Linked DNA regions of Homo sapiens: region 1 is linked to region 2. A link is a contact called in ENCODE Hi-C or POLR2A ChIA-PET data. All regions are on one chromosome and are shown on one strand. The core of a region is the stretch at or near the end of the contact, and the rest is flanking DNA. Distances in the headings are between cores, read along the strand shown. Region 1 overlaps LOC105376207 (a long non-coding RNA gene). Region 2 has its middle 59 kb from the start of KLF4.

What was found. A loop is a pair of places that touch in the nucleus more often than their neighbours do. ChIA-PET counts read pairs that join two places held with the same protein, here RNA polymerase II (POLR2A). Pooled maps may share reads with other maps.
Region 1: a loop to region 2 is called in a map of PC-3, with 12 times the contacts of the local background. The contact joins two enhancer-like sites. A Hi-C loop is called at or near these places in 1 of 168 maps with a recorded cell type or tissue (PC-3) and 1 of 50 pooled maps. POLR2A ChIA-PET finds 5 or more read pairs at or near these places in 2 of 52 experiments (AG04450 and PC-9).

Annotation. Positions count from the first base shown.
Region 1 is chr9:107,711,290-107,713,989 of GRCh38, forward strand. The region is part of intron 2 of LOC105376207 (a long non-coding RNA gene); the gene reads right to left. Among named protein-coding and RNA genes, the nearest start is that of KLF4, 220 kb to the left of the region's middle. Within about 2 kb of position 1,267, at least 6 of the 41 ENCODE cell types and tissues checked have a DNase peak (open chromatin) inside an H3K27ac peak, as active enhancers do; they include PC-3 and PC-9, where a contact is called at or near this core.
Region 2 is chr9:107,547,149-107,549,848 of GRCh38, forward strand. No RefSeq gene overlaps it. Among named protein-coding and RNA genes, the nearest start is that of KLF4, 59 kb to the left of the region's middle. Within about 2 kb of position 1,348, at least 13 of the 41 ENCODE cell types and tissues checked have a DNase peak (open chromatin) inside an H3K27ac peak, as active enhancers do; they include PC-3 and PC-9, where a contact is called at or near this core.

The sequences.
Region 1 (2,700 bases), core at 17-2,516, 160 kb after region 2:
TGAGATCCTCAGCACTTCCCTCTCCACCTCTTTGAAGATCTGAGCTGAAAACAACACTTGGCCCCCAACACTAATAACACCCATCTCTCTCTGTTTGAGAATCTCTAATTAGCTAGGCACTTCCCATGTATTATGTCATTTAACAACACTCTGAGGTAAGGGTGCTTATTCCCATGTTAGAAATGGGGAAACGGAGGCTCAGGAGTTCCTTGCCATTGGTCAAACAGTTGGTAAGTGGTAGGCCTGGGATGTGAACACAGGTGTGTCCTTTCCCCTACACGCAGTTCCCATAATAGAGAGTGATCCAGGAAGTAATGAAGCCAATTGCATCCCGTGTGAGGGAAGAGCATCTGCTGAACAGATGCCCGGATATACTGGCCGAGTGCCATGAGGACATAGCTTTTTCTTGGCGATGAGGGCAATATCAAGAGACTGCTCCATGGCAGAAATGCTTTTACCATGAGTCACCCCATTACTCCATTTGGAGAGTTTATAGCTAAGGAGCTACAGCAATTCACCTGTGTCTCCTACATGTTTAAGCCCCAGCAATCCAGAAGAGCAATTCTATTAAGCAATATCCTCCCAGCAACGTATGGAGAGTATAAGAAATCATGTGACTTATGTTAATCAGCACTCAGGTCAAATTCAGCTGTTTATGGGATCATGTAGACTGATTTACCAACATCTCCAGATAATGTTTGTTTTTTTTTTTTTTAATCTAAGAGCTACACCATTAATTTCTTCTCCTCATTCACTTTCAAGTTTGAAATCCAAACTCCTGATAAAGGCATCTCCCAGTTGTCCATGATCTGGCCCTTGCCTGCCTTTGTCTCGATGTTTTCTCTTAACTGTTATTTCTTACAATTCATGCTCCAGTTGTACCGGCATCCTGGGAGTTCCAGAAATGGCCGTGCTGACCCAGGTCTTTGCCCTTTTGATCCTTTTCCTTAAAAAGCCCTTCCTCACTTTGTCTCCTTGCCTAGTCCTTGAATATCTTCCAAGTCTCAGCTCTAAGACTTGCTTCCCTGACATCTTTAGTCAGGTTTAGGTCCTCCTGCCTTCTCTTGTCCTCTCATAGCATCTTGTAAAATATATAAATTGGTGCAAAAGTAATTGTGGTTTTTGCCAAATGAATGGCAAAAACTGCACTTACTTTTGCACCAATCTAATACGAATGGATCCATATCCATTTGCTGGAGTCACCTGCTCTCTCCTTCCTCTTCCACATGAGTCTGTATGACCCTCATGGGAGAGAAATGTGTCTTATTATTCTTTGAACACCTAGTGGTTGTCAGATAGCATGACTCACAGTCAGTGTTCAGGAAACCTTTGAGACATTAACCACAAGGCATGCTGAAATCTCACTCACAGGCTGCGGGGAAAGAGAAGAAGTGGAAGCAGGTAGAACTGGAGGGAGGAACCCACCAGCCTTTCTGATTGGCCCTGACCACGGGACACACAGTGGCCCCCAGGATCAGTATCAAACTGGGTAAAATGCAAGTAAAATGAAAACTGGTAAATACAAGCTCGATGCAAGCTGTCAGCACTTCCAAGGAGAATGCTTTGTCCAGATTCAGGGGTCTCAGGTTTTAGTTGGGGGATAAGCAGTCAGGGCATGATGTGGGGTGTGGGGATCTCTTTTTCCTGCAACAGAAATATATCAGGGCTTCACAGGAGAGCGGGCACCAATGTACAGGACTCCTTTCATTAATTACATTTAAATTAACTTAATGTTAGATTAAATTTATTAAAATTTTTGAGATAATTGTAGATTCATATACAGTTGTAAGAAATAGGACAGAGAGATCCTTAAAGTGGGCATCATACAGAGAGGGAAGTATCCTTGATCTCTGTTTACCCATGAGAAAAGGACCATTTGCCCAACCATTTAGCAGGCTCACTAAGCGGAGCCAGTGCTGGACCTTGTGCTGGTGAAAGACATCTAGAATCTGACTGGATCTAGTCACTCTGCCTCTAAGGACTTACAGTCTAGGGAGATTGGCCAATGAAGTAACAATTACAGTGTTAAATGCCACAGTGGAGAGACCCTGTGTGTGTGAAAAGCATCAAGAGTGATGGATGTGGATTCTGTTGGGTTGTAATGATGGCGGTCGGATGGTGCATTAGGTTGGTGTCATGGGATGAGGGGCTGTTCAAGCGTCAGTCTTGAGCCTTGATGACACATCCTCCAGTTGGAGAAGGGAGGCTATGAATTCCGTGATGAGAATAGCATCAGCAAAGATACCAGGTCACTTCACAGCCTGGAGGGTGTCAAGGTGGGCGAGCCATTTGTCCTGATTGAAGGCAGTGTTCTGGTGGAGGAGTAGAGGGAGGGAGGCTGAGGCAGTTGGCAAGGGAGACTGGGGGGTCTGGTTGCATTGCTCAGGCATAATCCTGTGGGTAACTGGAGTGAGCTGCAGCCCTACAGGATTTCCTTTCTTTTTTTTTTTTTTTTTTTTTTTTTTTTGAGATGACGTTTTGCTCTTGTTGCCCAGACTGGAGAGCAATGGCGTGATCTCAGCTCACTGCAACCTCCACCTCCCATTTCAAGCAATTCTTCTGCCTCAGCCTCCTGAGTAGTTGGGATTACAGGTGCCTGCCACTACGCCCAGCTAATTTTTGTATTTTTAGTAGAGATGGGGTTTTGCCATGTTGGCAGGCTAGTCTTGAACTCCTGACATCAGGTGATCCTCCCGCCTC
Region 2 (2,700 bases), core at 98-2,597:
GAAAATAAATGTGAGAATAAGCCCCTAAATGGCCCTAATAGAATGTCAAGACTAATCAATACTTGAGTATGATAAATTTATAATCCTGGGAGGGACTGCTGAGGGGAACCATTAGTTCTGTCTGACTGCATAATGGGGTTGGGGGCTTACAGGATGGGAAGGCTTTTAGGAGGCCTCTGAGGAGGAACCAGAGGAGGGGGCAAGGGCAGGGGTTAGTCAGTAGATGAAGAATCAGGAACTTCTTGCGGATGGTCTCATGTCAGTTACAGGACTCTTTGTTGTTGATACCCAAGGGCAACAGCATATTTTAGCCACTTTAAATGAGGTTGCCTTCTAAGAAAGGAACTATCAACTAGGATGAAACCAGAGATATGCAAATCTCTGGTAAAGACAGAACAGCTGACTAGATCAAGGCCCTCCACAATTTTAGCATTTCTAAAGAAAGATTGCGTCCATCTAATGGAGGCTGGAGTCATTCCTGGAATTTTGGAAAATAGGAACTATTATTGATGGGGACTTGGAGTCTTTCTCTATTAAAGTACTAATTTTTAGATCACATGACCATAACATAGGACCCTTCAAGACTGTAATGTGGCTTCTCAAGGGCCGGTCTGTCTACAGGGAGAACTTCTCCCAGTCCTGCCCATGGGGGCCAGGAGCCTGCTGAAGCTGGGAACCTGTGGGAGCAGTTAGTGGGCAAGAAAAGCTCGGGAGGACGAAGTGAGCATCAGCTGTAAGGAGGAAGGAGGAAGGAAACCAGACTGACAACTGGGTTTGATCAACCAAAGATCACAGTGACCTTGTTAAGAACTGTTTTGGGAGTAGGATGGGCCTGATGCCAGTTTTGAAGCTGTGCAGGGAGAGCTAAGGCCATAACTGGAGGGGAAGTCGGGTGAAAGGATTACTTATTTTTTAATTTTTCAGTGTGAGAAACCTGGGCATGTTTGGATGTTGACAGGAAGGGCTGGTGGAAAGAGTTGATTGCAGACACCTTAGGGAGAGGAGTTGTTGGTTAGTGTGATGCTCCTGGGCAGATGGATGGGGAGGTGGCAGACTTAGGTGAAAGGAAGAAGGGAGGCAGGCCCAGAAGTGTGGATGAGGAACACTGGGACTGTAGGATGGGGTCTTCTTTGCTCAGGGTGAATGAGCCTGTTTGGGGTGCATGAGGCTGTTAGTTTGAGGAAGGGGTGGAGGGGCTTAGAACCCATTGTTGAGAGAAATGTGAGGAAGTGTCTCCAACAGGGGAGAGAAAAAGGCTTCCTAAAGTACGTTTCAGGCCCAGCATGAGCCCCCTCTCCCCAGTTCATCTGTAAGGGCCAGCCTCTGCCAAGAAACACAATGTCTCTCTGTCATCAATGATGCAACCGTGAGTAAGAGGCACTGAATCCTGTTTCCGACATAAAAATGAAAGTGATATAAGACACAGAGCCATTGTGAAATCTAGACAAATCTTTAACTATTTGTCATTTAGCACATTGCTTTGCTCACCCTGTGTCTTCGTTTTCCCAAAGGTGGACAACTCACTGAGGGCCCTCAGCCCTTCCTCAGCTCACAAGCGGGACCTCAGGTCTATAAACAGTTTCAGGAGGAAAGGGAAGCAGAATGAGGAAACGAGGCTCCAATGCCAAGCATTGGGGAGCCCGGAAAGACCACATTTCCAAGAATTCCAGGCCCGGAAGTAGGAGCTGGTGAGCGCTTCTTTAAGTCAACCCATTAGGTATCAATAAGATGAACAGGACAATTACTCTGGGGTCAGTTACTCCCCTTCCAGAAGGAATCTTCACTGTGGCTTACTCATTGCTAGCAGGAATCCTTTAAATGCCAAGCTTCCTAGTGCGTTTCATTAGGATTTTAATGTTCACAAACACAATTCCAGGATCATCTCCTGGGCATAATTAACAGGGCCAATTGGATGAGCCACTTTTCTTGGAGGTAGCTTGAGACTGGAATAGGGTTCTTATGCCTAGAGATGTAGAGGAAGAACTTTTTTTGAACTAGAAACTCCCTTCTCTAACAGGTGGATTTGTGACCTTCCCCTTCCCAAGACTTGCTTTGGGCTTGGGTAGAAGGAGAGCAGATTCCCAGAGATGGTCCTGGTTTATGGAAAAGGCATGAGCACAGTCCAGGAATGGATACTGTTGGTGACAGCAAATTAGAAATCCTAGCTGGAGGGTGAGCTGTGGTAGCAAGAGGAAGTTGTACATTTTATTTAGACTGGATTTGTGACATGCTGGCAGCATGTGAAAAATAACAGATAACGTAGATTTGTACATGCCATCTCGGGGGCTGGCATTGCAGTGGAGAAGGGAGGGCCAAAATGCCAGGATCCCAGTTCCACCAGTTTTGACAGTGTAACTTTTGGCTATTGTTTCTCTCATCTGGGAAAGGTCATAATAATACCCTGAGGGTCACTCCAAAGATTGGAATAATTTAATTTGAAGTTCTGTGCAAATTAAGGGACCCATTACAAACATTAACTTTCTTGAAAAAAATCTGTATTATTTTATCATTATTGTTGTTTTCTTTTGTAGAGACAGGGTCTCACTATATTACCCAGGCTGGTCACATACTCCTGGCCTCAAGCAATCCTCCCACTTTGGCCTCCCAAAGTACTGGCATTACAGGAGTGAGCCACCACACCCAGGCTTAATTCTTATAGGCAGAGGCTACACATAAGTATAAGCTTTTAAGAATTGAGGT